Regions from separate parts of the Homo sapiens genome. Here region 1 is linked to region 2. Evidence: chromatin loops called from intact Hi-C (ENCODE). Cell type or tissue: PC-3. All regions are shown on one strand. Links, peaks and the distances in the headings refer to the core of each region. The heading gives the core; the rest is flanking DNA.

Region 1 (2,930 bases), core at 124-2,623, 78 kb before region 2:
TTTAGCCAGATACAGTGGTATGTGCCTGTAATCCCAGATATTTAGGAGCCTGAGGCAGGAATATTGTTTGAGCCTAGGAGTTCAAGACCAGGCTAGTCAACATAGTAAGACCCTTTCTCATATTAAGTAAATAAATTATTGTTTTAAAATTTTTTAAAAAGTATTTTTATATTTATATTTATAAGGGCTATTGGAGTGTAGTTTCGTTTTTTGTACTGTCTTCATATGATTTCAATATCAGGATAATACTAGTTTTATAAAGTGAATTGGGAATTATCCTATGTATACAATTTTGAATTGCACTAACATTGTACTTTGAATTTTTTTCTATGCAATTAAATAATATTTGAAAATGTGATTTTTAAAGTCTGAGTAAAAAGTTAGTTGTAGGAACTTATTCTTCTTTATCTAACTTTTTCCTGTTTTTTATTATTTAGAACTTAAAATTTTTTTATTACTAATAATTCTATGGTGAGCATCTTCCTATATATCGTGTGAACTTGTCCTATTTATTCTTAGAATTTGTAATAGATATAGATTATAAATTTCTTTTCATATTGATTGAAGCATAGTGTTTAATATTTAGATTAGATTAAATTTCATATTTAGATTAGGGTTAATATGTAATCATTTTTTTATTATCATTAATGAGACCCTTTTATGGATCTGCAAGACCAAAGCTGATTTCATACTTAATTGCCTTTTTTAATGTGTTGTCATTTGCACTGATGGTGCAAAAGCGATGGTGAACAAAACTGCCACTGCCTTAGAACGAATCAAGGCAGTGGCACCAAACTGTGCTAGTAGTTACTGTATTTTTAACCATCATGCATCTGCAGGGGGAAAAAAAAGCCATACTTAGTTAAGAATATCTTAGATGCAGTAAAAATAATTTTATTACTTTTTGATCCTCAAATATAGGTCTTTTTAATACTCTGTGTGAAGTAATGTGAAGTACACATAAAGCTCCATATAATGGTTTTAAGGAAAAGCATTTGTGAGTAATCCTATTCACAATTGTTTGCACTGTCAGCTCAATTAGATGCTTTTTCTTTTATGGAATACCATTTTTACTTGAAAGAATGACTGACAGACAAATTGTGCTTATTCAGACTTGGGTATTTGGCAGGCGTTGTCTTTCAAATTAAGTAAGCCTATCATATCAAAGAAAACAACTGACAATAGCCTTTGCCAAAGATAAAATCCAAGTGAAGATAAACTACAAAGGAAAACTAAACTTAGAACCTTGGAAAACTGTATTCACCACTTTCAGTTTGACAACTTCCCAATACATTGTATAACAGAATAGAAAGACTATTCTGATGAAATTGGTGATGATATTAACAAATTTTTAATTGATTTTTGACGTATAATGAAATGAATCAGCATTTGGAAAATCTGCATAACTCAGTGAGCTGGTATTTGCCAAATGATTAATGTGTGATATTAAAAATCATGTCTGAGTCATATCATAGTTTCATTCGAAGTACATACAAGATAGACCAGTGGATTTTAATGTAACAGGGTAAAAAAAAGTTTATTGATAAAGGTTTTAGATTATACATTGCAACAAACTTTTAAGAAGCTACCACTTATCAAGTAAAGGAAAATATACACAGTTATTGTAAAAGATTATTAAAATATTCCACTATTTTTCAACTAAATATACTCCAACCAAAACAACATATGGCAACAGATTGAAAGCTGAAGTAAATGTGAGAGTCCAGCTGCCTTTTATTAAATGAGACATTAAAGAGATTTTTAAAAAATGTAAAACAATATCTCTCTTCTCACTAATTAAAAAAAATACTATAATCTCTTCCTGACCTTTTGGCTTAGATCACATTTTTAAAAAATTATAATTTTCCTCACAAAATGTTATTTATGTTAACATTTAAAGGATTTTTGTTATATTTAAATATTTTAAAATTTTGTTTTAACTCATAATAAATATGGATAGAGATAACCTATATAAAGGCTAAGAAACTACCACTTGTCAAGTAAAGGAGAATAAGCACACTTTAACTTATATTATAATAAATATTGATAGAGATAACCTATATAAAGGTCTTCAGTACTATCTAAGAGCTAAAGGGTCTATGTGACCAAAATGTTTGAGAACTTCTGGCCTACAGGATAAAATCCAAACCTCTGTATATGGTCCATAAGTCCTTCTATCATGGCTTCTGCCACCTCTGCTCCCTTCTCTTCTGTCTCATTTCCTTTCCACTCTATTATTCAGTAAGATGAAGATACTTTTATTCCAGAACTATGGTGTTTTACATCTCCTTACCTTTGCTTAATGTTCCTTTTGCCTTGAATATGTATTCTTCTCCAGCTCTTTATATAAAGTACTGTCTCCAAATGCCTCTTGGCATCATTTCAGTTCTAACCTCTCTGTACCTCTTATTCTGTCTTTATAACTCTATCTGTTGGTATGCAATCCCATGTCACTAATTTTGTGCAGGGAGTTTATTTTACTCATTCAGCCATTGGATATGCTGCATCCTCAAGATCTGATCAGTTTCCTACTCTATAAATGCTATTTAGTATGTTTTGGGTTTCTATGTCCAAAATAATTCAGTGTCTTTCCCCTTATTAATTTGGTTTCATCATTATTTGTTTTCTTCTTAAAAGTATTGTCATTCTTCCATTCACTTGGATTCAAAATCTTGAAATCATCTTTTATCCTTCTTTCATCTTCATACTCTGTATCCAGTTTAATCCCATTGCTTCTTGTGTGAAAATATCTTATATTCACTACCTCCTTTCTCTACTGCTGCCATCCACGCTTTGAAGCTCAAAATAAGAGAGAAAATATTTAAATATATCATGGCCTATTTTTTTCCAATCAGCATTCTAAATGATTTCAAAAGCTTTTGCTATTCTTTCCACTACTTATTCTTTTCTTCAGACCAGCTTGCTCATCA
Region 2 (2,930 bases), core at 252-2,751:
CCAAGTCAAAATAGCTCTGTACTCCTGGGCAAGTTACTCATCTCACTATGCGTAGGTTTCCTCACTCTGTAAAACGAAGATAACAGTACCTGCCCTATCAAATATCATTGTGCCTAGCAAATAGTAATTGCTCAACAAATGATAGTAGTTATTATTATTATTACTATTACAGCACAGTGTCTGTTTGCTCATGTGAGACTGTGAGTACACATAGTAGGGAAGAGATTTTTTCTTGCCTGGCATATAAAAGCTCTTCAATAAGTGATTTTTGAAAGAAAGGAAGGAAGAGTTTAGTTAAATAAATTGTATTTTTTGCACTCGGTGAAAAAGTATGTCACACTTTATAGAGAAGACTCTATAACAGTGTTTCCTAGCCTTGGTTGCACATCAGAATCACCTAGCCAGTTTTCTAAATACTGACGTCCAGACTCACCCCCAGAGATTCTAATTTTTTTTTTTTTTTTTTGAGACAGAGTCTCGCTCTGTTGCCCAGGCTGGAGTGCAGTGGTGCAGTCTCGACTCACTGCAACCTCTGCTTCCCGGGTTCAAGCTATTCTCCTGCCTCAGCCTCCCGAGTAGCTGGGACTACAGGTGCATGCCACCACGCCCAGCTAATTTTTTGTATTTTTAGTAGAGACAGGGTTTTGCCATGTTAGCCAGGATGGTCTTGATCGCCTGACCTTGTGATCTGCCCGCCTTGGCTTCCCAAAGTGCTGGGATTACAGATGTAAGCTACCACGCCTGGCCAAGATTCTAATTTTTTTAAACAACTTTAAACTTTTAGAAAAGTTGCAGGTACAGTACAATAAATTTTTTATGAACATTTGAGAGTAAGTCATCAACATTATGTGCATACTTCTGAATCCTTTAGTGTGTATTTTTAACATAAAAGGGCATTTTTTTTTACATAATCACATTACAAGCATCCAAATAAGGAAATCAACATTCATTTATTACTACCATCTAATCCTTAGACTCCACTCAGATTTCACCAATTGTCTCAATAAGGTTCTTTGCTAGCAAAAGGATCCAGGTCAGGACCATGCATTGCATTTAGTTTTCTCCTTAGTCTCTTTCAATCTGGATCAGTTTCTGAATTTTTCCTTGACTTTCATGACCTTAACACCTTTAAAGATAACAAGTAGAGATTCTAATTTAATTGATCCATTTATCCCTTTGCTCATCAGAAATTTTTCTAGATGGCTTCCACCTACAGTTCTAACAAGATACTGGCAAATTTATTTTGCTGTATGGCATACGTTACTCATACGAGATGTCATTTGTTGGCTCCCCCTTGTCTATGAAAATGAATGATGCCTTTGTGATGTTATGACTCAACCTCGTGTACGCCTCCCCTCTTCTCCACTTCAGTGTTAGTTGTCATCTCATGTCACCAGTGATACTTGTGAGAGGCAGTTTTACTTTCTCCTTGCTTCCTTCATCTTTCCCCAGGATTCGTTGAAAAACATCTTTGGGAATCATTGTTATGTGGGGAAAATAATATCTACTTCTTTGCCTTTCACTTTACCTTTAAACATGTGGTCTTTTCCAAGGACCTTCTTTTTCTGATTTTCTCTTACGGGAACAACCAAAACTTTGCATGTACTAAAATTGAGAACCTCAATGTTGCTGAATGGGTATATGGTAGAAAATTCAAGTATGTTCAAATTTTAATTCTGTATACCAAAATGATAGGTCAATCATTCATTTAGGTACTTTTATTATTATTATTATTTTGAGACAAGGTCTCACCCTGTCTCCTGGGCTGGATTGCAATGTCGTGATCATGGCTCACTGCAGCTTTCACCTCCTGGGCTCAAGCAATCCTCCTGCCTCAGCCTCCTGAGAGGCTAGGACTATAGGCTGTGTGACCATGCCCAAATAATTTTTTTTTTGTAAAGATGGGGTCTCATCGTGTTGCCCAGGCTGGTCTTGAACTCCTGGATTTGAGCAATTCTCCAGCCTTAGCCTCCCACCGTTTTGGGATTATAGGTGAGAGTCACCATGCCTGGCCTGTATTTATATTTTTTAAACATTAAAACACTTCACTGAGAACACAGCAGTAAACAGAATACATGTGGCTCTTATCTTCACAGAGCTTACCTTTCAGGAGACAGTTATGTATAGCAAATATTTTATAGGATGATGAAAACATAGGTCTTTCCTGTTTTTTTTTTTCTAAATGTTCTGTAACTTGGTGATACCACTTTTGTGATTATAAAATTTTAAGAAGCATATAAAATATTTAATTGTATGTATAAGTTTAATTGCCCAACGGGTTCTTCCTGCCCCCTGCACAGAGAAAATCAGTTCACCAAGACTGTGGTATTGAAGTTACCATTTTAATTGACAAGAGGCCGCCCACATAAGAGATGGAATTATTACTCAAATCAGTCTCCCCAAAGGATCAAAGGTTAAGGTTTTTATGGACAATTTGGTGGGCAAGGGCTAGGAAGTGTGTACTGCTGACTGACTGGGGATGAAATCATAGAGATGTAGAAAACGGTCCTCTTGTGCTGAGTCTACCTCTGGGTGGGGCCACAGGATCAGTTGAGTCATAAGTCAGGGTCAAGGTGAGGTCCATCGGTTGCCGGAATGCATATCTAAAAAAAACATCTCAAAAGACCAATCTTAGGTTTTACGATAGTGATGTTACCTATGGGATCAATTGGGGAGATCACAAATCTTGTGACCTCTGGACCACATGACCCCTGAGCAGTAAAGCATTATAGAACCTAGGTCTACATTTTAGCAGCATTCAGGCCCCTCCCATAATATTAATATTGTGGCTTTTCATTAGTTTTACAAAGACAGTTTTCAGTTCCCTAGCCAGGAAGGGGTTAGTTCTTGTTTTCAGGTTAAACTATAGACTAAGTTCCTCTCATGGTGAGCTTGGCTGACACCCAGGAATGAGTGAAGACAGCCAGTCT

What was found. Hi-C counts contacts between places; a loop is a spot of excess contacts. Peaks named below come from ENCODE experiments on the same cell type or tissue, not always from the same donor. Only the 100,000 strongest peaks of a DNase experiment are listed, where the experiment ranks them.
Region 1: a loop joins it to region 2, with 5 times the contacts of the local background. A loop is called at or near these places in 2 of 110 quality-filtered maps.

The regions. Positions count from the first base shown.
Region 1 is chr1:169,239,162-169,242,091 of GRCh38, reverse strand. The region is part of intron 7 of NME7 (NME/NM23 family member 7); the gene reads left to right. Among named protein-coding and RNA genes, the nearest start is that of NME7, 130 kb to the left of the region's middle. In PC-3, for the core only: no CTCF peak of the experiment used is centred there; DNase peaks (open chromatin) are centred at 1,111 and 1,431; H3K4me3 peaks cover 794 bases; H3K27ac peaks cover 1,260 bases.
Region 2 is chr1:169,161,646-169,164,575 of GRCh38, reverse strand. All of the region lies in intron 11 of NME7 (NME/NM23 family member 7), which reads left to right. Among named protein-coding and RNA genes, the nearest start is that of ATP1B1, 56 kb to the right of the region's middle. RefSeq lists an enhancer at 2,532-2,791. In PC-3, for the core only: no CTCF peak of the experiment used is centred there; DNase peaks (open chromatin) are centred at 1,325 and 2,505; H3K4me3 peaks cover 354 bases; H3K27ac peaks cover 1,951 bases.